Linked DNA regions of Homo sapiens: region 2 is linked to region 1. Evidence: read pairs that join two places in POLR2A ChIA-PET (ENCODE). Cell type or tissue: PC-3. All regions are shown on one strand. Links, peaks and the distances in the headings refer to the core of each region. The heading gives the core; the rest is flanking DNA.

Evidence for each region. ChIA-PET counts read pairs that join two places held together with the same protein. Peaks named below come from ENCODE experiments on the same cell type or tissue, not always from the same donor. Only the 100,000 strongest peaks of a DNase experiment are listed, where the experiment ranks them.
Region 2: POLR2A ChIA-PET joins it to region 1 with 10 read pairs; 2 of 35 experiments call an interaction of 5 or more read pairs at or near these places.

Annotation. Positions count from the first base shown.
Region 1 is chr7:48,540,272-48,556,516 of GRCh38, forward strand. The region is part of intron 55 of ABCA13 (ATP binding cassette subfamily A member 13); the gene reads left to right. Among named protein-coding and RNA genes, the nearest start is that of LINC02838, 160 kb to the right of the region's middle. In PC-3, for the core only: no CTCF peak of the experiment used is centred there; no DNase peak of the experiment used is centred there.
Region 2 is chr7:48,708,800-48,725,044 of GRCh38, forward strand. It overlaps LINC02838 (long intergenic non-protein coding RNA 2838), which reads left to right. Exons shown (of 3, transcript NR_183322.1): 2 at 1-115; 3 at 2,358-2,685. Among named protein-coding and RNA genes, the nearest start is that of LINC02838, 8.4 kb to the left of the region's middle. In PC-3, for the core only: no CTCF peak of the experiment used is centred there; DNase peaks (open chromatin) are centred at 10,152 and 10,382; H3K27ac peaks cover 358 bases.

The sequences.
Region 1 (16,245 bases), core at 7,243-9,742:
TCCCTGGAAGACTGACTCTCTCCTTTGTAATTCTATTTCATCATTTGTAAAATAATTGGAAAATGAAATTCAAATAACTACTCTTGAAAAGAAGAATAAATTTACATACAAATAATGGTCTGCAAGTCCCTTATTATACTCCATATCTGTGTAATTAGTTTAATTATAACTAAATCATGCTTGCATTAATTATATTTTAACCTTGATTATTTGTAATGTTAATTGCACATTGGTATTCAAAGAATTAAATAGGTAATTAGCAGCACAATGGAATTTTTCACTACTTAGAGAGTTGAAATGTACCTTCCTGCCCATGAAGCCCATAGCTTATTGCTACCTAATTGAAACACATCTACTCATTCATTCAATATATTAAGGTATTTTTGTCTCTTCTTTGAGGTTATATTATCTAAAACAGGGCTCTTTTACTTTCCTGTTTAATTTACTAATCTCCATGAATGCACATCTTCAAACTTGAGAGTAATACATGTCTAAATATATTTCAAAATTGTCCACTGTAGTTTGGCTCAGAGCATGTCATGTTCTCCTGATATACTGATAGTTGTCTCAGGCCAGAAATCACATGCATTTTTATTATTATTATTTTCTATTCTCTGTAGCTCTTCTTCCTACTATCGTAACTCTCAACTTTTTGTCTTGGCAAGTTGTCAAGGCTGCAGCATGATAGACTAGGTCCCAGAGGAAGTGAAGACAAGGAAGTGAAGTAAGGAATTTAAGACTAAGATTTGTTTTATGAATTTGATCAACACAGTTGAGAAGCAGGCATAAGAATAAATAATTATTTGACTTAAAACTAGCAGTCTCATATCTGGAACACTAAAGTCCTGCTAAGGTAGTGGCAAGATTAACAAAAGGCTCTAAAAATTGGAGACAAGTTTTCTGATGAAAATCTTATGTTGTGATATTTACTTAAAATATGAAAGGCTGTGGCATTTTTATTTGGTCAGCATAGTGTTAAAATTTTGGATTTGGATTGGCGTTGGTTCCAGTTTGTCACAGTTGCCACCATTGCTTGTTGCCTTATTGATGGACACCATCAAACATTTACTTGGACTATTACATCTGAAATTATTGAAATTTGTGGCTCCTGAACACCATAAATGTTAATCTCATTAGCCATGATTTACTGTGTCTCTCTTATTCGCCGAGTATTAAGTTAGGGGCTTTACATTCTAGATCTTATTTGATAATTATAATGACAAAGAGGTTGTTATCCTAATTTTACTGACAAGAATCTAAGATTCAGAAAAATTAAGTGGCTTGCCGGAAGTCAAACTTCTAGAACATGATGGAGCTTTGAATCCAAGTTTTTGAAACTCTAAATCACATGCAGTTCCTATCCACCCTTTGACTATTAGAGAAAACAAAGTAGTCACAATCAATGAGACAGAACATAAAATATTTTAAAAGGGAGAAGAAAAAGAGATATATATATACATATAAAATATCATGTATATAAATATCATATGATATATATCTTAGTTATATCTATATATATATTTTAAAAGGAAAGTTGACAGATAACAGAGCAGGCACATATTTTTATAATAAATATTATTGGGAGTATCTTTCCTTAAAAAATCAGACACTCAGAAACTGGGTTAAAAAAGGTATTTTTTTTTTTACATGACACAACACACCATTACAGTGAAATTAAAAATAATGGCCATTATGCAAATGAAAACAAAACAAAACTGTATAAATACGTTAACATTTAAATATATAATTCAAGTAAAGGTACATATGAGGCAAAGACACTACTAAATAAAATACATTCTTTGATGTGAAGTCATTGCAGTCAAGAAATTCTGTATATGAAAGACATAGAATGATAAGGTGTAAAGCAAAGTCTGTTGGGAAAACCAGAAAGAGAATGAGAGGATACGTTGGAAGGAAGAGACCTTAACTCTTTAATTATCTAATAGTTACAAAGTGTAATATATTTGGAGAATGAGTTTCACGTCATCAACACAAGAAACAAGACTGTTTATCATACAAACATGACAAATACAACTCTTCATTTTTATTTATGAAGTACTAGAGTAATTCCTGTTAAAATAAGAAACAGAATAACATGATCAACATTATTATTTAGCATTTTCTGGAATTTAAGTTCCTGCTATAAGACATAGTTTAAAAAATAGTATGAGTATTTATACTGCTAATTATTATCTTTTGTGTCATCATACACTTAAATACCCAAGAAGATCAATTAAGAAATAATTTCAACTGAAGTGGCCAGAAAAAATAATAAATACATTCAAGGCTATATAATATGAAAAACAATTACAATAGAAAAAAACACATGCAAGGTAATGAATAACCTTAGAAGGAAATATGGTCAACCTATATGTTAAAATGTAGATGATGTTTTCAGCATAAAAGAATAAATAAGTAATAAGATAATACCATGTTGCTGAATGGAAAAGCTGAATCATCTTACTATTACTCTCCTCTAGCAAGTTTTATAGATTTAATGTAATTCCAATTGATATTGCAGAGAATAGAGTAGGCTTTACACAGAATTTCTGAAGTTTTAAACACAAGAATAAATAGATGGGTCTAATCGTGACATTTTTCAAAAAGAATAGGTTGATAATGGCTAAATGACTTAAGAAATATTTCAGTGCATTATATTGACTTTGTAATAAAATAATGTCTTTCTAATTGGATTGCTTAATCGATAAGAGAAAATCAAAATATAAAAAAGGTAGTATACACATTTTACATTAGTGATAAAAGGAAAAGAAGTTGCAAAATTTTCCTGAGATTGGTATTTTCTATCCCTCAAAGAAAATTAGAAATAAGGCAAATAAACACATTGTTTATTCAATAAGGACATTTCTTTTAGACATTAAATTAATGTAAAATTTACAGTAGAAAATACAGATATATTTAAACATAGAAATTTAAATTTCTTCTGTAAGTCGAAACATTAAAATTGAAAGGCTGAAAACAAGGATCAAATAAGACAAAGCATTAATAGGTATAATATGTAAATTACTGTATAGTGATAAGGAAAAGACTACAATTACAATACAAATAGGCTAGCTGGGCACGGTGGCTCACGCCTGTAATCCTAGCACTTTGGGAGGCCGAGGCAGGCAGATTGACTGAGGTTAGGAGTTCGAGACCAGCCTGGCCAGCATGGTGAAATCCTGTCTCTACTAAAAATACAAAAATTGGCTGAGCATGGTGGTGGGCACCTGTAATCCCAACTACTCGGGAAGCTGAGGCAGGAGAATCGCTTGAACCCAGGAGTCGGAGGTTGCAGTGAGCCGAGATCGCACCGTTGCACTCCAGCCTGGGCAACAGAGGGAGACTCCATCTCAAAAAAGTAAAAAATAAAAAAAATAAAAAATAGGCATAAGACTTAAGCATTAAACACAATATGAAAGTGAATGGTTAATAAACATTTTAAAAATAGTTGCCATCATTAATATAAAAATGCAAAACAAACAACAGATACATATATATTTTTAATCATTATAAACAACTAAAATGTAGTGCACAATTTCATGAAGGTATAGTAAAGTGGACACTGTTATATGCTTATCTTTGGAATATAAATCATAATTTTACTGGAGTTAAGCATGGCAATATATATAAAAAATACTTGGGCTAATAATTTTCCTTCTGGGAAATTTGTGCCTAGGGAGATAACAGAAACTTGGATAAAGGTTTAAATGAAAATATATTTATTCTAGTAAATAATTGAGAAGGTATTGTTCCTATATATTTAACAATTACATTAATTACAAAATGTTGGTGCAAAATCATTTAAAATAATATTAAATATATTAAAATGGAAGATTAGCATAACTTGAAAATGCTCTCATTACTAGATAAGAATTATCTAAAACGATTATATTAGTACCTATCTGAGGTCACAAGAAAGGAGGGAAATTTCCAGGTGCCATAAAAGAAGAAACCAACAAACCTGATGTGATACTGTGCAATATATATTTTTGTCTTAGACCCATTTCCAAGCCTACAACTCCTAAAATTCTTGGAATGTCCAAACTGATGTAATTTTTATGCTAATGATTTATGGCGCTGGCAGCCTCTAGGTCACTTCAGGATGGGGCTGGTCACCAGAAAGACCAAGGCAGGATTACAGGGTTGGGACTTCCAGCCACACCCCTCAATCTCAGGGGATGATGAGACGCTGAAGGTTAAGTTGATCACAAATGACCAACGATTTATTCAACCATGCCTCTGTAAAAGCTCTGTAAAATCCCCCAAAACTGTGTTCAGGGAGTTTCTGGATACCTGAACACTTGATAGTTCCTGGAGGGTGGTTCCCAGAGAGGGATGGAAGCTCCATACCCCTTCCCACATGCTTTCCCTTATACATCTTTTCATTTCTATCTTTTGTAATAGTCTTTGTAATAAACTGGTAAATGCAAATAAGTGTTTCCCTGAGTTCTGTGAGCCATTCTAGCAAATTAATCAAACCCAAGAAGAGGGTCATAGGATCCCTGGCCGATCCCAAAAGGTCAGAAGCTCAGGTAAAACAACCTGAGGCTTGTGACTGGCATCTGAAAGGGAGCGGTCTTGGGGACTGAGCCCTCAACTTGTGGGATCTGATTATGTCTGCAGGCAGATAGGGTCAGAATAGAACTGAACTAGAGAACATTCAGCTGGTGTCTGCTGCAGAAATGATTGCTTGATTGTTGGTGGGGAGAAATCCCCACACATTTGGTCACAGAAGTCTTGTGTTGATTGTTGTGGTGTGAGAGCAGAGGAAAAACAGAGTTTTCACACTTTCATTCCAGAGTAATTGCTTGTGTTGCCACCTAAGAAAGGGGCAAAGCATATGTAAATTTCTGATTTGGAGGCATAGGTTTTAATGTCCCTGATGGTGCAAGAGCTATGACTGCAGCTCTGCATGTGGAGAAGCATTGAACTGAAACTCTGTATAAAGCTAGGATCGTTGAAAGGCTGCATCCTTACTGAAGGGGTAGGATCTAGAAAAGACCTTCTACTGGCATAGAAAGATAATAGGAAAACATTAATTTCTGTCTAGGATTAGAGGTGAAAAGAAAAAAATCTCCCCTGGAATTTTGAAAACCTGAGCTTATACCCTAGAACTGAAACTCCTAGAATTGTGGGAGTTTAAATTTGACTACCTGTGATCTGAGAACCACAACTCCCCCTACCCAAGAATATAACATAAACATTGACCTCAGTTTGATGATACCCATGGGCACTTTTAAGAAGAAAACACAAATCTTTGCAAGGATGGTCTCACAGCTCATATATCATTTTTTTTCAAGAGCCCATTAAAGTGGAGTGACTAAACAAACATTACAAAACACACAAGACAACTATCTACTATATAGATAAATTAATGGCTATCACAAAAAGGAGAATTGGCACACAAAGAATGTAATGTAAGAGAACTACAATCACAAAGAAAATGTAAGAAGTACCATGATATGAGAGAGAATAGATTTGAAAAAAAAAGTACTAAGATTAAAAACTGTGGCTATTAAAAAGAAAAACAATGGTTGGGTTAAAAACAAATGATGTACTGCTAATAAAAAATATGAAAATGAAATTATGTGAAATATGGAGGATAGAAAGAGGTCTAACATAAGTCTAATTAGATTTCTGAACAAAAGAATAGAGACAATGGGAGAGAGGCACCATTTGAAGAAATAATAGGTGAGGATTTTCTAGTGTTAAGACTGTTGCTTCCTTCAATTGAAGAAACATTACATTTATTGAATATAATAAATGAGACATTCATACTTAGGCACTTTGTGTTGAAACCAAGAATTCCAAAAACAAACTCTTAAAAGAAACAAGGTGGCAGGTCACCACAAAGTAAGAAATACACCTGCATCTGTTCACAATAATAGCCACTAGCCACTTGTAGCATCTAAAATTAAATGTAAATATGTTAAAATCAAATCAAATTATAATTTTTTTCTCAGCAGCCACTAGCAACATTTCAAGAGTACAAGAACCTTCTGTTTCAGGCAGCACAGATACAAAACATTTTCATTGTTGCAGAAAGTTTAATTTGGCAGTGATGAATTAGACCAAAGACCAACTTCTTGACAGCAAGAATATAAACAGAATCCAGTAAAATGAAAGAACATAATGAATCAAAATGCATTAATAGGTCAATAGTTGTTATATATAGACACAGAATTATAGGTTAAGTTTTATTTTTTCTTAATCCTTCCTGTACTTTCCAAATCTTGCGCTATGATCGTGTGTTAGATTATCAGACAATTAAATAATAAACGGGATATAAACTCTTAAGACAAAAGCCTTTCTCTTCACATTTCAAACTAGCATTTTTTGAGTTTGCTCCATTTTAATATATGCAACTGGGATAAACTGTTTTTTCCTTAGGTTTTCCCGTTTTTTAAGTGACCGTATCATAGAATTCATGTGAACAATAACTATGAAGTGCTATGACACCATCAAAATTCTAAGTATTATGTATATAATACTTAAAAATTTATGTATAAATTACTGTGCTTCATATAAACCAATGCACTACCAATATATACAAAAAGACATGGAACTCATTTATTGCTTTTAAATGTTTCATCTTCCTTTAGACTAATATGAATCACAAATTAGAGTAGTTTGAATCATAACCTCACCAACTAGCAACTAGTTGACAATTTAATTTTCTCCATTTAAAATTAAATGACAATTTAACAATACTAACCTAGGAAAACAATGAAAGAAAGTCCTCTCTAATTTTACATCAAAGTGATTTTTATTCTTGCAGACACCAGTTTAAAAAAATGGTCTAACTGTGCCTCTATGTTTGTATGTATCAATTATCTGTCTGCATGTACACATGCTTGCATGTACATATACACAAAAATGCTCATATACAGTGTATATTTTTTTCATTCATTTCATTCAGTTTTTAAATTTACATCATCATATCAAAATGTTTTCAGAACTGCTGCACAGTCTTCACATTAATGCCTACCTTGTATTCCACTGGTTTTCTATGCCAGCATGTACTGAGTCATTTCTCTATTACATAGTTATATTCTCATTTGAATTTCCCTTCCCTGGAACAAAGTATCTCTTAGCTGAAAAAGTCTTATTCTGTGAAAGAAAATGCTGCCTCTTCCATGCTATGTCTAAGATATGGCAGAATGTGCAAACTAGCAGAAAGCATCTGTATTTAGCCACAAGCATTGACTTCAGTCGGCCCCATGTAGATCTGTATTAGATGGGTTTCCCTGCTGCTTGCTGCCTCAGGCTTCCATGGGGAGCACCCAGAATACAGTATGTGCAGAGGTGTTCTTAATTTCACACTGAAGATGCTCACTCCTCTGCACACATGGTCCGTGATGTCCCAACTTTACACTGGTGTAAAAATGATACACATTTCAGTGAGTACCATACTTTGGGTACCCATACAATCATTCTTTTCACTTTCAGTACAGTATTTACTAAATTACTTGAGATATTCAGGACTTTATTATGAAATAGGTTTTATGTTAGATGATTTTGCCTAGCTGTAGGCTAATGTAAGTGTTCTGAGCACACTTAAGATAGGCTAGGATAAGTGATGATGCTTGGTAGGTTAGGTGCAATAAATGCATCTTCAACTTACAGTATTTTAAACTTACAATAGGTTTATTGGGATGTAACCCCATCCTAAGTTGAGAAGCATTTGTATTTGCTACTTGTTGATGTTTACTTCCTGTTTGCTAACACACTACCTGTGGTGTGGCTTCTGTCATCCACGATGTCTTTTGTGTCTTTTCAAGAACAACAAGGTTGATGCATAGCTAGAACTGATAATATGTTCTTTTTAGTGGAAAATATCTTCTGTATATAACAAACTGCTAACTGCTCATACACAGCGAGTATTTTCATTTGTTAGTTTTCACTGGAAAATATTGTTTATCCTATAGGAATACATATATTTCTATATTCCTATCCCGATATGCCACTATAATTAAATCATCTTGGGTACAGTCTTTGTTTCATTACGCAGTGGTATTAGAAAACTTCTGAAAGTCCCCTGGCGGAGAAATGTCCCTAAGCATTTTGTTAATTAAGGGATAATTTCACTGAAGAGGAATATTGGAAGGAATTGCTTTCTTTCTCAGACATTTAAATATAAAAGCCGAGTTGAAGTCTTTGTTAATCTAGAATCTATTTTTCTTTCTAAGGCTATGCCAACATAAAACCATATTTTCTTTAGTTAATGTAATACAGTACTGGGAGTGAAGGATGATAAAAACACCAGCATGTAACACATTTTTTTTTTTTTTGTCCACAGATTGTTAAACGTCAAAAGCAACCTCACGCTATGGCTTATGTATTGAGCTGTGTGAGAGTTCACATGTCGACTTCCAATCTTCAAATTTTAGTTAATATATTGTTTGAGCTCCCTAGCGCTTCATGGGAAGTCCTCACTGGGAGACCTTATCTCCCTTTCAGCTGCTCTCGTTACATAGAAACTAAGCCACCATGAGCAATGTGCAGGTTCCCTCATGCCAGGGTGTTTTCTGCATGCCTTGCTTGCACAGCTTCTATGTTCCCTACATGCTCCTTACACCTGGGGAGCTCTAATCCTGTCAGTGCCAGGCACAGGTGAGTCTACTGACTCACACAGGAAGGGAGGATTATTCTCAGCTTCTTTCTAAGATTGAAACTTGACTACATCTCTATTAAAATAGAGATGGGTGGTGGTTGCCTGGTAAACCTATAGCCAGACAACTCTAGCCTATTTAGGAGTCATTATTTTTTCTTTACTTTTTTTAAAAAAAATTTACTTTAAGTTCCAGGATACAAGTGCAGAATGTGCAGGTTTGTTACTTAGGTATACATATGCCGTGGTGGTTTGCTGCACCTATTAACCTGTCATCTAGGTTTTAGGCCTTGCATGCATTAGGTATTTGTCCTAATGCTTTCCCTCCCCTTGCCCTCTACCCGCCAACAGGCCCAGGTGTGTGTTGTTCCCCTCCCTGTGTCCATGTGTTCTCATTGTTCAACTTCCACTTATGAGTGAGAACATGTGGTGTTTGGTTTTCTGTTCCTTTATGAGTTTGCTGAGGATGATGGCTTCCAGCTTCATCCATGTCCCTGCAAAAGGACATGATCTCGTTCTTTTTTATGGCTGCATAGTATTCCATGGAGTACATGTACCACATTTTCTTTTTCCAGTCTATCATTGATGGGCATTTGGGTTGGTTCCATGTCTTTGCTACCATAAATAGTGTTGCAATAAACATACGTGTGCATGTGTCTTTATAGTAGAATGATTTATTTTCCTTTGGGTATATACCCAGTAATTGGATTGCTGGATCAAATGATATTTCTGGTTCTAGATCTTTGAGGAATCACCACACGTCTTCCACAATGGTTGAACAAATTTACATTCCCACAAACAGTATAAAAGCGATTTTATTTCTCCACAGCCTCACCAGCATGTATTGTTTCCTGACATTTTAATAATCACCATTCTGACTGACGTGAGATGGTATCTCATTGTGGTTTTGATTTACATTTCTCTAAGGATCAGTGATGTTGAGCTTCTTTCATGTTTGTTGGCCAGTTGAATGTCTTCTTTTGAGAAATGTCTGTTCATATCCTTTGCCCACTTTTTGATGGGATTGTTTGTTTCTTTCTTGTAAATTTGTTTAAGTTCCTTGAAAATTCTGGATATTAGACCTTTGTCAGGTGGGTAGATTGCAAAAATTTTCTCCCATTCTTTAGGTTCCCTGTTCAGTCTGATGCTAGTTTCTTTTGCTGTGCAGAAGCTCTTTAGTTTAATTAAACCGCATTTGTCAATTTTGAATTTTGTTGCCATTGCTTTTGGTGTTTTAGTCATGAAGTCTTCATAGGCAGATGAAGCATAGCTAACATTTCTGTCCTATGCTTACCACAAAGTAGCTGAATATTTATTTTTATAGAAAATTCTGCGTTTCATATATTTTCTTCTTTACCAAACTCTTTGAAGTCTCTATTTTTCTTTTTTTTGGAAATGGAGTCTCGCTCTGTTGCCCAGGCTGGATTGCAGTGGTGCGATGTCAGCTCATTGCAACCTCTCCCCAACCTGATTCAAATGATTCTCATGTCTCAGCCTCCAGAGTAGCTGGGAGTACAGGCGCCTGCCACCATACCTGGCTAATTTTTGTATTTTTAGTAGAGACGGGGTTTCATCATGTTGGCCAGGCTGGTTTTGAACTCCTGGCCTCAAGTGATCCGCCCCCCCTCAGCCTCCCAAAGTGCTGGGATTACAGGCGTGAGCCACCAAGCCTGGTCTCTACTTTCTTTTTTATCTTTGAGTAACAAATCTCTTAATTTATGTGTGTGTTGTTGTTTATTCTTCTTTTTTCAGTGGATGATGCCACTGGCTGAATAATACTGTGAATCCATCTATTTATCTATCTACGTACCTACATACCTATCTATCTCATCTATCTATCTTTTTAATCTATCCATCCGTCTGTCCATCCATCCGTCCATCCATCCATCCATCTGCTTGGCAGACCTGCACAGGTCATCCATGTTATGTCACCTCCCCACACTATCAGTGTGCACCAACTGTCATCCCAGGCAGATACTGTTTTTAATAATTTTACAGATAAGACTAATAGAGGCCAACTGAAAATTTTTTTTACCTTCCAGCTCTTTACTGAGCATTCTATTTTAGTCATATTTCTAAATATTTCAAGAATTATTTTTTCTCTCTTGACTTATTTATGAAAAAAATGGCATCCTACTTTTTAGAAATGCAATATCTAAATAAATCATTTTTTCTTTAAATATTGATGTATTTTTCTTTTAAATTAGTTTATCTGCATTGTTTCAGCTACCTGAATTTTCTGGAGTTTTTTGTTTGTTTTTGTATTGTTCATGTCATATATTTCCTTCAAATAGCTAATGTTTTGTGATTGTCTACTCCTACTTAATATGTGAGCATTAAAATCCTTAATGAAAACCCTTGGTATATGGCTAGGGCTTACTGACTGTTCACTATAGAGTGAGCTATCATTTTGATAGAATTTGGTGAGGCAATAAAAGTAAAATGTACATTTAAACTTCATCTTTAATTAGATGTCTAGATTAATTAAAACCACTTTTGCATTGCCACTATAATCCCATGTGATTATGTTGTATTCCTTTGAATTTTTCAAAAATTTGAATTTCCAGAATCAATAGTGAAATATTTTTGAGTTACAGACACATAAATCTAAGGATTATTAGATCTGTCCTTTTTCTCTTCAGTCTTGATAATGTTCTTTGATTTTAGATTTAGACTGCTTTTAGGTTATTACTTTATTATTTTTTCTTTTCAAATAAATTCGTATGTATTGCACTCTTTTTTTTTTTTAAGATATATGTCTGTTTTAATTTGTTTCTACTGACCACCAACTTTTTCATTCATTATAATAATGCTTAATTCCCAGTTTGGTAAAATTAATCTTAGTTGTGTTTTATTTTTGTAACAAAGGATGACTGCAGTGAGAGATTCCCTGTCCTGATTCCCTGACTACCAGAGAGTAGGTTTCAGCCTTCCCTTCTGAAAGACAAGAATGCACATGCCATTCTAAGGTCACACATTTTCTCACCAGACTCTGGGCATTATCCTACTGTCTTCTGACAGTCAGCATGCAATGGAGAGGTCCAAGGCAGCCTCACTTTGATTCTTGTTCAGATATTTACATGTTTTATGTTCTTTCCTCTGAAGTTAACCAAAAAAAGCAAGAAAACAAAACCCATTAAACTCCTTGTCAAATCATCAAGGCTTAGTAGTATTTTCATTTGTCCTTTTAGCCTTTATTCATAGTTTTGTTTTTAATTTAAGAAAATAATTTTGGTTTCCTTGCAGTCCTTACTAATTTTAACCTATTAACCTGTTGTTCTCATTCTGGAGGGCCTTAAAAAAAAAGTTACAATTTTATCTCAGACATTCCTTTCCTTGGGTTTTATGTTTCTATTTCATTGAGGCTGCTTCATCTTGCATTCTTCTGGAAATACCAGTGTCTTTCCTTAATATTCAGATACATGTTTTGCTGAATCTTAGAGATTTTGTTCCTTTTCCACTGTTTATTTTTAGAGGATGTTGTTTTACTCATCTAAGAAAATGTAAACTTTTTATTAAGTTGATGTTGATCAACAGCAATGGACAGTAGAATTCTCTCTGCTTACTTTGGTGGTGGTTGGATACAGAATTTGGACCTACAACATAGGTTGAATAGAAATGTATAGGTCTTAGTTCAGTCTTGGTTTTTAGCAAGGTTTTACTTTGTACTTCCTTTGTATTGTAGGAGCATTGTTCCTCACCTTTGTTGCCTTTTTTTTTTTTAGAAAAAAATATGTATTGACAAATTATAATTGTATATATTTACGGGGTACAAAGTAATGTTATGATTTAAGTTGTTTAATTTTTAATATTTGTTGGTACATAAGGGTTATATATATTTATGGGGTACATGAGATACTTTGATATAGGCGTACAGTGCATAATAATCACATCATGACAAATGGGGTATCTGCCCCCTCAAACACTTATCCTTTTTGTTATAACAATCCAATTATACTATTAGTTATTTTAAAATGTATAATTAAGTTATTATTGACTGTTATGCTATAAAATACTAGGTCTTATTCATTCTTTACAACTACTTCTTGTACCCATTAATCATCCCCACTTCCCTCCCTACACACCCACTACCCTCCCCAGCCTCTGGTAACTATCCTTCTATTCTCTTTCTCCATGAATTCAATTGTTTTAATTTTTAGCTCCCACAAATAAGTGAGAATATATGAAGTTTGTCTTTCTGTACTTGGTTTATTTCACTTAACACAATGACCACCAGTTCCATACATGTTGCAAATAATGGGATTCTCTTTTATGGCTGAATAGCACTCCACTGTGTATATGTGCCACATTTTCTTTATCTATTCATCTGCTGATGGACACTTAGGTTACTTCCAAATCTTACCTATTGTGAACAGTGCTGTGATAAATGTGGGAGTGCAGATATCCCTTTTACATGCTGATTTCCTTTCTTTTGGGTATATACCTAGGAGTGAGATTGCTAGGTCCTTTGGTAGCTCTATTTTTAGTTTTGAGGAACTTCCAAACTTTTCTCCATAGTGACTACCAATTTACATTCCTACTAACAGTGTATGAGGGTTCCCTTTTCTCTGCATCCTCTCTAGCATTTGTTGCTTGTTGCCTGTCTTTTGGATAAAAGCCATTTTAACTGGGGTGAGATATCTTTTTGTAGTTTTGGTTTGCATTTCTCTGATGATGAGTGATGTTGGGAACTTTTTCGTATACCTGTTTGTCATTTGTATGCCTTCTTTTGCAAAATGTCTATTCAGATTTTTTGCCCATTTTTAAATCAAATTATTAGATTTTTCCTGTATATCTGTTTGAACTTGTTATGTATTCTGGTTACTAATCCCTTTTCAGATGGATAGTTTGCAAATATTTTCTCCCATGCTTTGGGCTGTCTCTTCACTTTGTTGGTTATTTCTTTTCCAGTGCAGAAGTTTTTTAACTTGATGTGATCCCATTTGTCTGTTTTTGCTTTGGATCACTTGTGTTCGTGGGGTATTACTCAAGAAATTTTTGCCCAGACCAATGTCCTGGAGAGTTTTCCAAAGTAATAGTAATAGTAACTGTTCAAGTAATAGTTTCATATTTTGAGGTGTTAGATTTAATTCTTTCATTCGTTTGGTTTTACCTTTTTATATGATGAGAAAATAGGGGTCTAGTTTCATTCCTCTGCATATGGATATCCAGTTTTCCCAGAACCATTTATTGAAGACCATCTTCTTCTGAATGTATGTTCTTGACACCTTTGTCAAAAATGAATTTCCTATGGGTGTATGGATTTGTTTCTGGGATTTCTATTCTGTCGCATTGGCCTATGTGCCTGTTTTTATGCCAGTACCATGCTGTTTTGGTTACTATGGCTCTGTAGTATATTTTGAAGTCAGGTAAAGTGATTCCTCTAGTTTTGTTCTTTTTGCTTAGGATAGCTTTGTCTATTTTGGGTCTTTTGTGGTTTCATATAAATTTTAGGGTTGTTTTCTCTATTTCTGTAAGAATGCCATTGGTATTTTGATAGGGATTGTATTGAATCTGTAGATTGTTTTGGGAAATATGGATATTCTAACAATATTGATTCTTCCAATTCATGAATATGGAATATCTTTCCATTTTTTTATTCCTTCTTTGATTTCTTTCACCAATGTTTTGCCATTTTTATTGTAGAGATCTCTCACTTCTTTGGTTGGGTTAATTTCTAGATATTTAATCTTATTTGTGGTTATATTAAATGGGATTACTTTCTTGATTTCTTTTTCAGATTGTTCACTGTTGTCATGTAGAAATGCTACTGATTTTTGTATGTTGATTTTGTATCTTGAAACTTTAATTTGTTTATCAGTTCTAGTAGTTTTTTGTGCTAGAGTGTTTAGATTTTTTTCAAATATAAGATAATATTATCTGCAGCAAGGATAATTTGAGTTCTTCCTTTCTAGTGTGGATGCCCTTTATTATTATTATTTATTATTATTATTATTATTATTATTTGATTGCTCTGGCTAGAAGTTCCAGTACTATGTTAAATAACAGTGGTGAAGGTGTCCTTGTTGTGTTTTAGATCTTAGAGGAAAGGCTTTCAGGTTTTCCCTCATTCAGTGTGATACTAGCTGTGGGTCTGTTGTATATGACTTTTATTATGTTAAGGGATGTTCCCCAGTTTTTTGAGGGTTTTTAATCATAAAGGGATGTTGAATTTACTGAATACTTTTTCAGTATCAATTGAAATGATTATATGGTGTTTATCCTTCATTCTGTTGTTATGATGTATCACATTGATTGATTTGTATATGTTGAAACATCCTTACATCCCTAGGATAAATTTCACTTGGTCATGATGAATGATCTTTTTAATTCATTGTTGAATTCAGTTTGCTTGTATGTTGTTGAGGATTTTTGCATCAACATTCATCAGAGATATTGGCACATAGTTTTCTTTTTTTGATATATTGTCTGATGTGGGTATTAAGGTAATACTGGCCTCATAGATTGAGTTTGGAAGTAGTCTCTCCTCTTCTACTTTTCAGAATAGTTTGAGTAGGATTGGTATTAATTTGTTAAACATTTGGTAGAATTCAGCAGTGAAATCATTGGGTCCCAGGCTTTATTTTTTGCTGGGATATTTTATTATGGCTTCAATCTTGTTACTTGTTATTCACATGTTCAGATTTTGAATTTCTTCATGGTTCAATCTTGGTAGGTTGTATGTGTCTAGGAATTTATCCATTTCCTCTAGATTTTCCATTTATGGGCATATAGTAGCCACTAATGATCCTTTGAATTGCTGTGGTATCAGTTGTAATTTCTCCTTTTTCATCTCTGATTTTATTTATTTAGGTTTTCCCTCTTTTTTTCTCAGTCTGGCTACAGGTTTGTCAATTTTATTTATCTTTTCAAAAAACAAATTTTTATTTTATTGATCGTTTATATTATTTTCTTTATTTCACATTCATTTATTTCTGTTTTAATCTTTATTTATTTTTTACCAATTTTGGGTTTGGTTTGCTCTTGCTTTTCTAGTTCTTTAATATGATTATTAGGTTCTTTATTTGACATTTTTCTTCTTTTTTGTTGTAGCCATTTATAGCTATAAATTTTCTTCTTGGTACTGCTTTTGCTGTATTTCATAGATTTTGGTATGTTGTGCTCTCATTAGCATTTAAATAAATTTTTCAATTTCTTTCTTAATTTCTTTACTAATCTACTGGTTATTTGTGATCATATTGTTTAATTTCCATGTGTCTCTGTAATTTCCAAAATTCTTCTTGTTCTTGATTTCTAGCTTTATTCTCTTGTGGTCAGGGAAGATATTTGTTATTATTTCAAAGTTTTTGAATCTTTTAAGATTTGTTTTGTGATCTCATGTATGTTCTTTCCTTGACAGTGATCTACGTGCTGAGAAGGAGAATATATATTCTGAAGCTGTGGAGGGAAAGGTTCTGCAGTATCTGTTAGATCCATTTGTTCTATAGTACAGATTAAGTCCAATGTTTCTTTGTTGATTTTCTGTTTATAATATCTGTTCAGTGCTGCAAGTGGGGCATTGAAGTCCCCAGGTATTGTTATATTGAGGTCTATCTCTCTCTTTATCTCTCATAATATTTGCTTTATATATCTGAGTGCTCCTGTGTTGGGTACATAAATATTTACAATTGTTT
Region 2 (16,245 bases), core at 8,864-11,363, 170 kb after region 1:
ACAAAAAAAGGTTTTCGCCTACTGCTGCCCTTTATCCCTCTGGCTCAACTCTGACGCTGGTGCTCCCACGAGTGGCCCCCTGTGGCATGGCACGCTGTGTTCTCCCCAGGGAACTGTGAGTATAACAAAACTGTAAAACTCTTTCAAGCTTCTCTTTTGATCTTCCTCTGGCTTCACCATACCTCATCCACATTAATATGGTTAAATCAGCCATCTGATGTCTTGTCAAATGACAATGTTTTCCTCCCATATTTTTTTGGCAGGCCTTTGTTTTCCTTGTTGAATTGTAGAAATTTTGTTTTATAAAGGATATAAATCCTTTGTAAGATGCATGCATTTCCAATTTTTTTTTTCTACTTCGTGGCTTGCGTATTCACTGTCTTACAGTATCTTCTGATGAAGAGTAATTAATGATTTAGCAAATTCCAGTGTATCAATATTTTGCTTTATGATTGGTGCTTTTTGTGTGCAATTTAAGAAAACCTTGCCAACTACAAGACAATGTAGACATTTTCCTATGATACCATCCAGAACCTGTATTGTTTTAATTTTCACGTTTACTTAGTGGTACATCAGAGTTGTTTTTCTGTGTGTGTGTGTGTGTGTGTGTGTGTGTGTGTGTGTGTGACGTGAAAAGTATGGCATACGTGAATGGTGAAGTAGATGTGAAAGATTCATTTTGTTCTTCAGGAATATCTGGCTGACCCAGCACTGTTCCTGGAGTATGCCTCCTGGCATTACAATGTCACCTTTTCATAAATCAGATGATCACATAAATTCATTTGTTGAACTTAAATTTTTGATTTTTATTCTTTCTTTTCTTAAAATAATATATCCACTGAAGTCTATCAGCTTTTTAAAAGCAGGGCTTTAGAACCATTCTATAATTTTTGACATGCCAAATTCTAAATTTTCATTGAAATTAAAACAAATTCTTTTATTTTGATTTCTTTTTTGAACCATGGAATATTTAATACTTTATTGCTTAATTTCCAAAGATTTGAATTTCTTTAAGTTATTATTTTGTGAATCATTCTCATCTTAATCGTTTTAAACATTTCTAGTGTTATTTGGTTTGACAATATTTTAAGTTAATTTCCATATGATCAGATTAACATATCTTATTTTTTAAGACTTCTGTTATAGCTTAGAATTTAATCAATTTTAGTACACATTCACATGGAAAAAAATTGTCTTCTCTTGATCTGCGTTCAAGTTTTATATGTGTGTGGGCTGAGTGCGGTGGCTCACATTTGTAATCCCAACAATTTCTCCCAAATTGAGGCAGCAGGATTGCTTGAGCCTAGGAGTTTGAGACCAGCCTGGGGAACACGGCAAGACTGCATCTCTACAAAAATACCAAAATTAATCAGCCATGGTGGCACTCACCTGGGTCCCCACCAGCTACTGGGAAGGCTGAGGCAAGAGGATTGCTTGAGCCCAGGAGGTCAAGGCTGCAGTGAGCCATGTTCACACCACTGTATCCTAACCTGGGTGACAGAGTGAGACTCTCTCTAAAAAAAAATAATAATAATAAAATAAAAGGTTTCGTGTGTGCTAATTATATTAATTTATTAATTATATTGTTCTAATATTTTATATTCTTTCTGATTTACTTACTGTCACTTACTGTCATTTACCGAGAATGTTACTTAAACATGAAATTAGAAATTTGTCTACTCTTTTAAAGTTTTTTTCATCATTTTTTTTCCAAGTTTACCTTAGTTTTAGTAGTAAGTAGGAAAAGTTTTAAGTCTCAGAAATTATGTAATTGGAGACAAATGTATTTTCGGGGACCTTTTTTTCTATTTCTCTACAAAAGTTAATAATAGTATCCATTCCTGTCTTCCTATGGTACATAACGTTCATAACATTGTTAATTATAAACAAGTCTGTGGAGCCCTGATAAACTACCAACAGGTTTTCTAGGACTGCCCTTGACATAATTTTTGACACTTAACAAATATGACTAAGTTAGTAGGTATATAATTTTTGTCTCCCCTTAAATAGAACCAAAAAAGGAAGAAACATTTGAATGTTTAAGCAGATAAATACAATTACTACAATCTTTATTATATCAACCTGTTAGAACATATTTCAATTATAAATGCAACAGAGGGGTTTCAAAGTCAAAATGTTCAATTAAGGCACCTGGTTTCTATTAGATTAACATTTGTGTAATCTATTTTTGTCTTTTATTTTACTTTCAAGCTACTTATGTTATTGAATTTAAGGTGAATTTCTTATAAATAGCATATCATTGAATTCTGTTTGTTTACACACTCTGAAAATCTTGTTACCCATTGTAATGCCTCTGTGACCTAGCTGAATTTCTACCTGATCTTAACTCTGCTTAGCTTTAGGAGACAGGATGTCTGAGGTCAGAAGTTCCCCCTGGTGACCAAACCAGTTAAGACTGATGAGATTCAAGATCCAGCTCACTTCGCCTTTGAAGAACCTCCAACTTCATTATAATTTATTTTCCATACTAAATGACACTCCCACCAGTGCCATGACAGTTTATAATCACCATGACAATGACCAGAAGAAATTATGAAAGGACAAAAAGGAAGACCACAACTCCGGTTCTGAGGAATTCTCCACCCATTCCCAGAAAAGACAAGAATACTCCTCCCCTTGTTTTTAATGCCCAAACCCTTCATTAAAGATGTCCCATATCTGTGACTTCCTGTCTCTCATTAATTGAGAAGTTAATCTGTGAGTCAAGCTCCCACTTCTTAAGTCCATGGCCATTGAATAAAGCCTGCACTGCTTGATGCTCACTTTTGGTTTCATGCATTGTCTTCTCATCACTGCATAGAAAAAGAACCCATTTTAAAATCAGTAACACTTTGATTTCTAACGGATTAAATTTGCCATTTTATTGTTTTCTGTTTGTTTGATTTGCATTTTGTTCTTCTGTTTCAAGTGGGTTACTTGAACAGTTTTAAGAATTCTGTCTTTATTTACAGTGTTTCAGAGTTCAACTCTTTGTACAGTTTAATGTTGTTGTAGGTTTCACAGTATACCTAACATGTGACTTGTCATAGTCTATTGGTATCAATGGTGAGTCCTGTGAAAGTTTATTTCCACTTAGGTCTCTTTACCGTCCTCATTTTTCAATATCATTATCTGGAGTACAAGATAATGTAATAATTTTTATTTCACTAATAAAATATGGTTTATAGAATTCATAAAGAAAATAATATATTATTATGTATCTATATTCCATGTCCAGTTTTTTATTTCTTTCTGATCTCTAAGATCTTTTTCCTTTATTATTTCCTTTCTGTTTTAAGACCTTCCTTTAGCCAGGCTTTAAGAGTAGGTCTACTAGTGACATATCCTACATATCCTTTTAGTTTTCTTATGTCCAAGATGGTCTCTATTTCATCTTCTTACCTTAAGGATAATTTCACCAGTTATAGAATCTGTGGTTCAGTTTTTTTTCCTTAAATATCATTTGAAAGTTTTGTGTCATTTTCTTTTGGTTTCCAAGGTTTTGGATGAAAAACTCACTGCCATTTGAATTGGGGTTCTCTTGTAGATAACATAGTTTCTCCAGCTACATTCAAGCCTTTTCTTTGTCATTAATTTTCAGAAGATTAATTATGATGTTTCTTGATACAGATTTCTTTGGATTTATTCTATTTGGGATTCATTTAGATATTTAAATTTGTAAAGTTTATATATTTTGCTAACTTTAAGAAGTTTTTATCCATTATTTCTTTAAGTAGAAATGTTGAATATTTTACTTTTCTGTATCCCTAAGGCTCTGATCAATTTTTTGGGGGGGCGCGGGGCGGGGGGTTCTGTTTGCTATCTGTTATTCAGACTGGGTAAATTTTAGTGATTAGTCCTCAGGTCCATGGATTCTATTCTCTGTCATCTCTGTTCTACTAGGAAGCCCATCTGGCAAGTTTTTTTAATTTTTATTATATTATTCATACCTGGGTAAATTTGATTTGGTCTTCTTTGAGTAACTTCTATTTTTCTGCTGAGATTTGCTAGTATTTGTTTCAAGAGAGTTTATAATTGCTTATTAATTCAATTTTATGATAGCTGCTTTAAAGTCCTCATCAGATATTTCCAACATCTGTATCATTTCAGTGTTGGCTTCAGTTGATTGTGTTTCTCAGGTTGTGATTTTCTTGGTTCTTGGTAAGATAGGTGATTTTCAATTGTATTCTGTGCATGCCTGTTATATCTATTATGAGATTCTGGATCCTGTTTAAATTTCCTGTTTCAGCAGGTATGCTTTCTGTTTAGATTTAGCATGCAAATAAATCTTAGATGAGCCTTTGTAGTAGTATTTTGTTCTACTTGGTTTATATGGTGTGTCTGGGGCTCCTGTTGGACCTTGCTGGCATCCCGAGGGGGCAGAAAGTTCTTTCTCAGGACGGGGCATATGGTCTCTCCAGGTGGCGGAAGTGATTCTCCACCATGGAGGGACAACAAGTCTTCCCAAGCCAGGTGGCTTGTTGAGGCAGGATCCCATTTGCCTGTACTTTCTGACCACCCAGTGTCCCTCAAGTGACAGAAGAGATTTTCATGCCTTGTGGGGATAGAAATTGCTTACCAGAGTGCTTGTTATGGAGGGATCCCCTTGCCCTTTCCAATACTGTCTGGCTGCCTGCTGTCTCCTGAGGGCAAGGGGAGTTTCAGACCTGTGAGACCAAAGTTGTCTCCAAGATTGGACACCCCACCATGTCTTGTTCTTTCAGTCCTCAGTCCCTAACAAACTCACCTTTGTCCTCCCATCTTTCAGAATACGCCTTTTGTTGCATCTTGCACTATTTCCAGGATTTATAGTTAGACCTAGAGGGGAGAAGCAGGGAAAGCCAAGTCTATACCATGTTGTCCAGACCACATGCCTCCTTCAACTCCCGCTAAATTCGAAGAAGTAACACATTTAGAAATGTTATATTTCTTGTTGAATTGATCTATTTATCATTTTAAAATATGTTTCAATCTTTACTAATGATTCTTGCCTTATACTTTTTATATTCTTGGAGCACTAGCATTCACTGGTTAGTGTTTGCCTCGTATATGTTTTTCCAGTGTACTTTAAAACTTCCTATCTCTTTATAATGAATTTGTTTCTCTTGTAGGCAGCTTGAAGTTTGGTTGTATATTTCACCAAATTGACATTATTTGTCTTTTGATTAGAGTTTTTAGTCTATTTATATTATTTGACTTAATATAAATCTAAGTACAGTTAAGTCTAAATCACCAATCTTGCCATGCTTTCTATTTGTCATCTTTTATTTGATCAATCCTTTTCTTGCATGTTTGTATGAAGTAAATATATTTTATTCCTTCATATTTTTTCAATCTGTTAGCCTGTTAATCATTATTATTAATTCTTATTTTTATTAGTACTTACCTTCACAATTACTATTTGCATCCCTGATATAGTTGAGTGCTATTGTGCAACCTGGCAGCCACTGGCTACATGTGATTTTGGAGCACTTGAAATGTGCTAGATTGAATTGTGCTGCAGATGTAAAATACACACTGGATTTCAAGTATTTAACACTGACAAAATAATACATAATATCCAGTATTAATTTTTGTATCTATTAAAATAACATTCGAGATAGAGAATTAAATAAAATATGTTATTAAAATTAATTTCATTCTCTAAATTTTTCATTCTCTAAAAAATTTTTAGTGTAGCTATTAAAATTTCTGACTTCACATGTATGATTTACATCGTATTTCTATTGGAAAGTGTTCCATTGTATTCTACCTTAAATCAGTGTCTTTACTGCTCTGTGAATCATAAAAAGACTTTAAAACATTTTAACTGCATTGAGACTCCTTTTCTCTCATATTGCTTCAGTAAAATATTTTAATTTTACATATTTTAAATCCACCAGATAATATTAATACTGTTTTAAACAGCCAAGCGTTATGTACATTTACTCACATATTCACCCTTTTTACTACTACTGCTTATTCTATTTTACTGGGAAAATAATTTCCTGGGAAAATAATCATGGATCATTTTTCTGCAAGAGCTTCCTTTAGTAATTTCTTTAGTGTCATTTTTATCATAATGAATTTTTTAGTGATTGCCTGAAAACATCTCTTTTTTTCCCCTTCACTTTTGGAGGAGATTTTCACTGGATGAAAATTTCTACATGGTCAGCTATCCTTTCCTCATTAAAAATAAATGTCATTATATTGCCTCATTTTTTCCATCACATCTTTTGAAATGTTAGCTTGTCAGTTTTACTGTTGCCTTTTTGAAGGTGTACACATTGTTCAATGATTACTTCGACAATTTTATCTTTGTCTCTATTTTTTAGTAGTTTGCATATGGTATGTGATGGTGTCAGAAATTTTTTCATTTGTCTTGTGTGAGGTTTGCAGAACAATCTGTTTATTATTTTTTATCATTTTTAGAAAATCCTTTGCTAAACATCTCTTCAAATATTGCTCCTTCCCCATTCTCTTTACTCTCTGATTTCAGATGCTAATTACACATATATTAGACCTTTTCTCTGTGCTTCATATGTGTCTACTCTTTTTGTTATTTTCCTCTTTGTCTTTCTTTGGTTCAATATGGATGTTTTATGCTTAATCATCTTCAGTTCATGAATCTTCTTTCCTGCTGCATCTAATGTGTATTCACCTATCTATATTGAAACTTTTTGTCATTAATCCTTACTATCACTTATATTGCTTTTAATATCTAGAATTTCTGTTTTATTATTTTATATATTTTAATTCTCTGGTGAAATTTTCATTTTTTCATCCCTTTAATTGAATATATAATAATAATTTAAGTATTCATAGACTCCGATATATAGATCACCTATTGGTCTGCTTCTGATGTCTTATAGTCTCTCGGGTTTTAGTTATTTGTTCTTACTTCTTGGCATACTTGGTAAATCTCAATATAGTACAGGATGATTTGTAGAAATTCTGAATTAAATTTCTTTGCTCTATAGAAAAGAATTTAATTTATACTTTTAGTCATATAGAGTATAATCAGATATTTACTTTCAGTTCACCTTTACTGCTATAGTATATCCTTTCCAGAGTCCCATGAAAAAGCCTGAGTTATGTCTCAGGGCCTCTCCTCTTTGGCAAGCCCAGAACTGTATTTTTTATCTTCCCAGAATCACCAAAGTTCTGAAATATCTGCTTAGCTTTTTACTCTGTTGAAGCCACTTGATGCTTAATTTTGCAGATTCTTGCCCTGTTGTGTGTGCAATTTAGGAATCAGTATTGAGGGGAATTGCGTGCAAAGTGTTGACAGCTCGTCTCCATGAAATTTCCATTTCATTTTGATCCCAAGCCCTTAAGTCCTGGATGCTGTGGTAACATTCAACATCAGTTTAAGTGTGTGTGGGCCAGAGAGACTGCCAGATGCTGTCATTCACGTTTTTTTGTTCAGATTCTCTCCTGATCTGAAAGTCTACAAGTGTCCTCAGAGAAAAAACCTGGTGTTAGTCTAATATTTATCTCATGTCTTTCTCTTTTTTCTGGGACTTTGGTCCTTTGATGTATATCTGTGTTAGTTTTTTTCTGATGCTTTTAAACAACTATTCCTGCAATTGTTTCAGCTTTCTTGTTATTATAGATGGGCAGGTTAGTCAAACAGCAATGACTTTGTTACTGCTGGTAGCAGAATTCAGCCCTGAATTCTCATCACTGAAGTTTGGTTCTGGGATAGTGGAGAAACTTAATATGCTCTATATAGTTGGTTTGGAATCTCCCTAGAATTTTTGAGAAATTAGCACCTTTTATTCTCTGTTTTAGGGCCTCAGATGAAGTTTTAATACTATATAAAATATCTTATTCGAAATGTTCTAAGCACTGTGAAGAGCACAGATGCACTTGGTAAAAGAGATGAGCCAAAATGGAACCTTAGGGAGCTTAACTCGCATCTAAGAAAGTTAATAATAATTATATGAGAGTAGTAATAATTATTATGGCTGGTTTTTATTGAATACTTACAATATTATAGTAATATTCCAAGCTTTATCCTAGGTACATTTTATATGCTTATGCACTGAACTCACAACAACGCTTTATGTTACTCACTGTTATTTGTCCTCTCTTATAGGTGACCAAGGCCAGGGTGGTTAAGTAGGTTACCCAAGGTCTCACAGAGAGTAAGTGGCAAAGCCAGTGGAAGATATCAGAGCAGAGATTGTTGTTGTGAAATTGAAAATGCAATGTATTTTAAATTTCACAACAGATCTCCATCTACTAAAGTTAAGGCAGTCATTGCTTCACAACAAGGATACAATCTATAAGAAAAAAGCCAGATAGTTTTGGCAGAAGTCAGTTACATGAACCAAATGTCAGACAGATTTGGTAAAAGTCAGACTCTTGCCCTGTCTACTGGAGCATCATCTGGAGAAGGTGCATGTTCTCAGAAGTCTCATTTTCAGAAGAGTCATGATTTTTCATAAGGGTGTGGGAGTAGGAGGGATGGCTGAAGAAGGTGTCTAGATATGTATATCTGAAGAAGAAAGTTCTTAGGACCTAATAGACTTCACTATAAATACTATACTATACTATACTATACTATACTATACTATACTATACTGTACTATAAAGCAAGACAAGATGCTGACTTTTCCCAAAAGGACATTCCAAGGGCTTAGTGGTACTTCCAGAAGCTGAGCCAGGCCCAAGCTGCCCTTTGAGCAATGTTAATCCATCACTGTGTGGTTCGCTATTGTCATTCTTCTGGAACTGTGCACCAGTTGCTATGGCTCTGTTTATGCCTCTAGTCTTCCTCTCCTTTAGTGGGAGAGACTGCAAAGTTACATGTCAAAGGGTACAAAATACATAGAGGAGCGAAGACTTTAGAAAATAATATATTCTATCACAGTGAGCACCCCGGAGCTTAGCTTTGGAGATCATGGAAAAGGATGAGGGGTAAAAGATACTCAAAGACTATCTGTGCCAAAAGGACCACTTTGAGATAAAATGTGGCTGTGATAATAATGTTTGAATTTAACAGGAAATTCAAAGAATTGAACTAGAAATATAAAGATACCTTATGTAATATATATATATTTGAATATGGGGGCACTTGTAGGATGGATGAGTGGTTACCAATTTCTGCATTACAGAGTATCAAACAGAATGGAGAGGAGGAGACAGACAAAAAAAAGATGACCTCAGGGTTGTAGATGTAGGGGGTTTGAACAAGGCGCAGCTGAAGATGATGCTATTTTTCAGTTGAGTGCTGGGATTCTAGGAATGAGATTAACAAAATCAAGAGAAGAAAGAATAATTTTGGAGAGAATTATCAGCTCACTAGGGCTCTATCACAATTGTGTTTCTACTAATTTCCCATATGTTTCCAATCTCTTTTTGGAAATGACATTTTTTCTAGGCTGTTCCATGCTCCAAACATATTTGACCGAACCTGTCCTCCTGGCTTTGTCCTAACCATGCACCAAACCTCAACTTAAACATCACTTTCTCTGGGATATGTGTGTTGACTCCATATATAGGATGGAATATCTTGGTTTCACCCAGCCCTCCTCTTTCATGACATTTTTCCTTTTTTTTTTTTGGTAACAATTTTTTTTTAAAATAGCTGTTTTCGCCACTTAAATGTAATATGAATAATATTTTATCCACTTGTCTTTTGATTGTAAAATGAGCCTATATGTAATTCCTGACTTTTGAGTGTTCAAAAGTTCACAAGAAAACAGCATTGTGTAAAGAAAAGTAGATAAACCTCAAACTTAAGACAGAATCCATTCTGCTGCCCCCATGCTAGCCATTGCTGGCCAACAACAGCCTTTTCCATTGGAGCAAAGACTGTTAATTTTTTAAATGTTCTCTATATAAAAATTGATAATTGACTGAACTATCAGTGTGCCATAATTAAAAAGAAAAAGCAATGAAGAAATCTATATAGTAAGTATATAGTAAGTATATACTTACTATATAGTAAGTATATAGTAAGTATATAGTAAGTATATACTTACTATATAGTAAGTATATAGTAATATATTAGGGTTCTCCAGATAAATGGAAACAATAGGATATGTAAATATATATATATCATAAAAATGATACAGACATTTGAGAGAGGACTTGTTAGGAGAGATGACTCACATGATTATGGAGGCTGAGAAGTTTCACAATAGGTCATCTGCAAACTGGAGAATGAGGAAAGCCAGTAGCACACTGAGTCCATGTCTGAAGGCCTGAGAAGAAGCCGGGAAGCTGGGGAGCCTCTGGTACAAGTCCCAGGGTCCAAAGGCTGTTGAACCTGGAGTTCTGATGCCCAAGGATAGAAGCTGGGTGTCCCAGTTTCAGGAGAGAGGGAGAGAATTCACCTTCTTTGTGCCTTTCTGTTCCATCTGGGCTTGCAGCCAATTGGATGATGCCTGCCCACATTGGATAAAGGCAGGTCTTTCTCAGTCACTCTGTTTGTTTAAATGACAATCTATTCTGGAAACAGTCACAGACACACCCAGAAGTAATGCTTTCTAAGCTATCTGGATATCCCTTAATTCAGTTAAGTCGATACCTAAAATAAACCATCACAGGGAGTAATCTTTGAAATCAATTATTTGCCTAATTTTGAAAAAAAAAGAGATACACTCAAAGAATCAACCATAATCTAATACAAATGGTTATCTCATAGGCAAGGAGAATTGGATAAAAAAATACAGGGATGAAAGCAACATTTTACTGAATATACTTTTTTATATAGTTTGGACTTCTGTAAATATTTTCCATGTTCAAAAAGCAAAATTTAGTTAAAAAGCACACCTCGAAATTGAAAACAGAAACAAATGAACCTACATATTAATATGGTGAAATGAATATATAATATTTTAAGTAGTAAGTTTAAATATAGTGACCTGACCATATACACTTTTTCAGTGTTTATATCCTATAGAAAAATTAAAAAACTACAAAAAAGTTTTAAAATTTACTTATATTATTGTAAGTAGTAATATTGACATGATAATTTTTAAAACTTTGAAGTTAAGTTCATGTTTTAGAGAATAATTTTAGATCATAAATGTAGAAGAAAAAATCAGAAATACCATCATTTTTTAATATTCATAAAATATTAAATTAAGTCAGAAAGTACCCATGGTTACTAATTCATAAAAGTTTCTGGTGAATAGAATTCTTTTAGTGTAAAAAGCAAATAAAATGTGTGCAAATAGCTTGATCATTGCAAAAAAGAAAAAAATATATTTTAATTGAGAGATTAATGTTACTACTAGTGCTATATCTGAATAATAGTTGCTTCTGCATATGATACAGTAGGAAGGATAACTTCACTTGGAAATTACTCTTGCAACAAATGTTTTAACTAAATTGAATCAAATTTTTAGACCTAAATTTCATTCAGGAAATACATGGGCTAGAGCAGTATTGCTCAACCTTGGTTGCCTATAGAGATCACCCTTCAGCTTTAAAAACTACTGATGCCTGGATTCTATCCTGAGGATTCTGTAGAATTGGACAAATTTGAATGTGGACTGAGTATTTAGAGAATTATTCTTTAATGAGCTGTGATCATGATATCATGATTCTATTTAAATGAGAAATCTGTTCCGAACACCAAAAACATTGAGGTTAGTGGCAGCTTTTTAGTCCATATTTTATATCAATTTGAGATAATATTTTTGAACATTGTTTCAAAACACTAGGTTTAATTAAGAAATAATTAAAGACTTTTCTGATTCCTTTAAAGTCATCAGTTTCTTTTTTCATAATAATGACCACTATCTGTGGGTATGTAATTCATTTTACTTATATATGTAGTGGCTTCCACTTGCCTCTAACCACAAAATAGTAAATGAAAACCAATATCACATTCCTGGAGGGATTGCAGAGATTAGTGTCACTGTCTAGGTCTTGAAAGATGCAGAGACAGTGATTTCTACCACATCCCAATTCAACTTGCAGGTGAATCTTGGGAAATGATTGAAGAAAATAGCAGTTGCTATTCCAGATGTGGTTTTGCTGTGTTAGAAAAGTAATGCAGCCTCTGGTATCTGACACACTGTTCTGTATCCTGTGATTTTTTTTTCTCTATATATCTGCTGAGAAACATCACCAGAAGAAATTTTCTTTTCAGCTAGCCATGTCTTCATGGGCCTATCTGAGGAGTAGATCAACTCTTCTGCCTTATTCATAATTTAGTTGCCTTTTCTTCGATAAGACATAATGTTGGTCCATTACATTGATAACATTATGATGATAAGACATGCTGGATTAGTTTAAGTTACAAAAGAAGAAATGCTTCCATTAGGGGACACAACAACGATTCCATTAAACTAGCAGTTAAGACCGACACCTGGCCGCTTAGGTTTCTCCTGCTTGTGAATCAACAGACAAAGGAGGAGGTACTGGGCTGACTAGGGTGATTGACACTAGGTATCAAGGAGAAATTAGGTTTCTGCTACACTGCTGAGGTGAGAAAGAATATGTCCAAAATAAAGGTGATCCCCTAGGTCACTTCTTAGTATTCCTATGTGCTATAATTAACATGAGTGAAAAAAATGGAGCATCTTTCAGACAAAACATCTAATAGCCCAGATCCTTCAAATGTGAAAAATTGGGTGACCGCATCAGACAAGAAATGATGACCAGCCAAGGTGTTTGCTTTGGGAAAAGGAAATATGAATGGTGAGCTGAAGAATATAGTTATACATATTAGCTATGACCTCGTGACTGGATGCCGAAATGAGAACTGTAACAGTTGTAAGTATATCCTCTTGATCTCAATAGAAAAACGTTTATAATAACATAAAAATAAGCTAGTATATTAAATCCTAAATCTTGAGAAAGTGTACCTGTAATGACAAATTGAGCCAGATCAAGCACTTATGTCATCCTCCATCCAGTTACCCCAGGGTTATTCCCACACATGGCCCACAGGCTCTTGTCAATCTTTTCTTATGGGACTTTGTATTTTTCTCCTGAAAGAATGTTGTTGTCTAATTCTCATTATAAGTTGGAAGCTATACGAAATGGAAGGGTTAACTGTGGCATGTGTATGAGGCTTTTCTTGCATTGCTATAAGAAATACCTGGGACTGGTAAATTTGTTTTAAAAAGAGGTTTAATTGGTTTACAGTTCTGCAGTCTTTACAGGAAACATGAGACTGGCATCTGCTCAGCTTCTAAGGAGAGGCCTCTGGAAGCTTACAGTCATTAGCTGGTACCTCACATGGCAAAAACAGGAACAAGTCAGCAGGTGGGTGGGGGGGGTGCCACACACTTTTAAAAGACCAGATCTCTCGTGAGGACTCATTATTATGAAGACAGCACTAAGCCATGAAGGATCCACCCCCATGATCCAAACACTTTCCACCAGGCCTCACTTGGAATTACAATTCAACATGAGATTTGGACAGGGTTTAATATCCAAACTGTAACATTCCACCCCTGCCCCCTCCCAAATCCCACGTCCTTCTCACATTGCAAAATATAGTCATGCCTTCCCCACTGACCCTCATAGTCTTAACTCATTAATGGAAAGCGTTAACTGAAAAGTCCAAAGTCTCATCTGAGACAAAGCAAATCCCTTTCACCTATGAGCCTGTAAAATAAAAAACAAGTTAGTTACTTCCAAGGTACAATGCGCATATAGGAATTGGGTAAACATTTTTATTTCAAAAAGGAGACATAAGCCAAAAGAAAGGTGCTACAGGCCCCATGCAAGTTCAAAACCCAGCAGGGCAGTTACTAAATCTTAAAGTTTCAAAATAATCTACTTTTTTCATATCCCATATCCAGGGCACACTGGAGCAAGGTGGGGGTGGGGGGGCTCCCAAGGCCTTGGGTAGCCCCGCTTCTGTGGCTTTGCAAGGTGCAGCCCCCATGGTTGCTTTTACAGGTTGTTGGGTGCCTTGTGACTTTTCCAGGCACGGGGTGCAAGCTGCCAGGGCTCTACCACTCTGAAATCTGGAGAATGGTGACCCCTTTCTTATAGCTCCACTATGCAGTGCCCCTCAAGGATTCTATGTGGGGGCTCTGACTCCACAATTTCCCTCTGCACTGTCCTAATAGAGGTTCTCTGTGGGGGCTCACCTCATAGCAGGCTTCTGCCTGGGCACCCATAGTTTTCCATACATCCTCTGAAATCTAGGTGGAGGGTGTCAAGCCTCATTCATTCTTGCACTCTTTGCACCCTTAGGCTTAACACCACATGGAAACCACTAAGGCTCATAGTTTTTGCCCTCTGGAGTGGCAGCCCAAGCTGTAGCTGTACCTGGGCACCTTTGAGCCAAGACTGGAGCTGACACAGCGAGGAAGTGGGGAGTATTATTTCAAGGCTTTGCAGGGCAGTGGTGCCCTGGGCCTGTCCCACTAAACTATCATTTTCTCCTAGGCCTATGGGCCTGTCATGAGAGGGCTGCCTAGAAGGTCTATGAAATGCCTTCCAGGCCTTTTCCTCATTGTCTTGGATATTAGCATTTGACTCCATTTTAGTTATGGAAATATCTCCAGCAAGAGGTTGCTCCACAGCTTGCTTGAATTCCTCTCCCAAAAGAGCTTTTTCTTTCTCTGCCCCATGACCAGGCTGCAAATTTACCAAACTTTTACACTCTGCTTCTTTTCTAAAATAAATTGCAGCTTTAGGTCACTTATTTGCTCCTGCATCTGAGGGTAGGTTGTTGGAAGCGTCCAGACCACATCTTGAATGCTTTGCTGCTTAGAAATTTCTTTCAGCCCCTAGGTTATCACTCTTCAGTTCAAACTTCCACAGATTCCTAGGGCATGAACACAATGTAGCCAAGCTCTTTGCTAAGGCTTAACACATGTGACCTTTGCTCCAGGTCCCTATGAGTTTCTCATTTCCATCTGAGACCTTGGCAGCCTGGATTTTACTGTCCATATCACTATCAGCATTTTGCTCACAGCCATTTAAATAGTCTCTGAGTAGTCCCAAAATTTTTCTTACCTTGCTGTCTTCTGCTGAGTCCTCCAGACTCTTCCTATCTCTGCCTGTTAACCAGTTTCAAAGCTACTTTCACATTTTCAGGTATCTTTATAACAATATCCTAGTCCTATTATGATTTTTTTTTTGTATTGGGTAATTCTTGCATTGCTATAAAGGAATACCTGAGACTAGGTAATTCATAAAGTAAAGAAGTGTAATTGGCTCACAGTTCTGCAGTATTTACAGGAAAGCATGGTGCTGGCATCTGCTCAGCTTCTAAGAATGCTTCACGAAGCTTACAGCAATGTTGGAAGGCAAAGGGGAAACCAGCACATCACATGGCAAAAGCAGGAGCAAGTGAAAGAGAGGGAGAGGGAGAAGGTGCTGGGTGGGGGAAGGTGCCACACAACTTTAAATGACAAGATCTTGTGAAAACTAACTGTCATGAAGACAGCTCCATGCCATGAGGAATCTGCCCCCATGATCCAAACATCTCTCAGGGGGCCTCATCTCCAGCATTGGGGATTACAGAGCAATAAGATTTGGGTGGGGACAAATATTTAAACTATATCAGCCTATAAACTAAAAATAAAATCCTAAGCCCCCAACCAACTGAACAGATTTCCTCTTGGCCATAGGAATCCCAGAAAAACCTTAAAAACTGAATTCCTGGCTGTATTAGTCTATTTTCACACTGCTGATAAAGACATACCTGAGACTGGTTAATTTATAAAGAAAAGAGGTTTAATTGACTCACAGTTCCACATGGCTGGGGTGCCCTCACAGTCATGGCAGAAGACAAAGAAAGAGCAAAGGCACATCTTACTTAGCAGCCAGCAAAGAGAAAATGAGAGCCAAGTGAGAACAAGAGCCAAGTGAAAATGAGAGCCAAGCCACTCTTATAAAACTATCAGATCTCGTGAGACTTATTCATTATCACAAGAACAGTATGGGGGAAACTGCCCTTATGATTCAGTTATTTCCCACTGGGTTATTCCTATACCATGTGGGAACTGTGGGAGCTATAATTCAAGATGAGATTTGGGTGGGGACACAGCCAAACCATATCATTCCACTCCTGGCCCCTCCAAAATCTCATGTGCTCACATTTCAAAACCAATCATGCCTTCCCAACAGTCCCCCAAATTCTTAACTCATTTCAGCATTAACTCAGAAGTCCATAGTTCAAAGTGTCATCTGAGATAAGGCAAGTCTCTTCCGCCTATGAGCCTGTGAAATAAAAATCAAGTTAGTTACTTCCTAGATACATGGGGGTACAAGCGTTGGGTAAATACAGCCGTTCCAAGTGGGAGAAATTAACCAAAAGAAAGGGGCTAAAGGCCC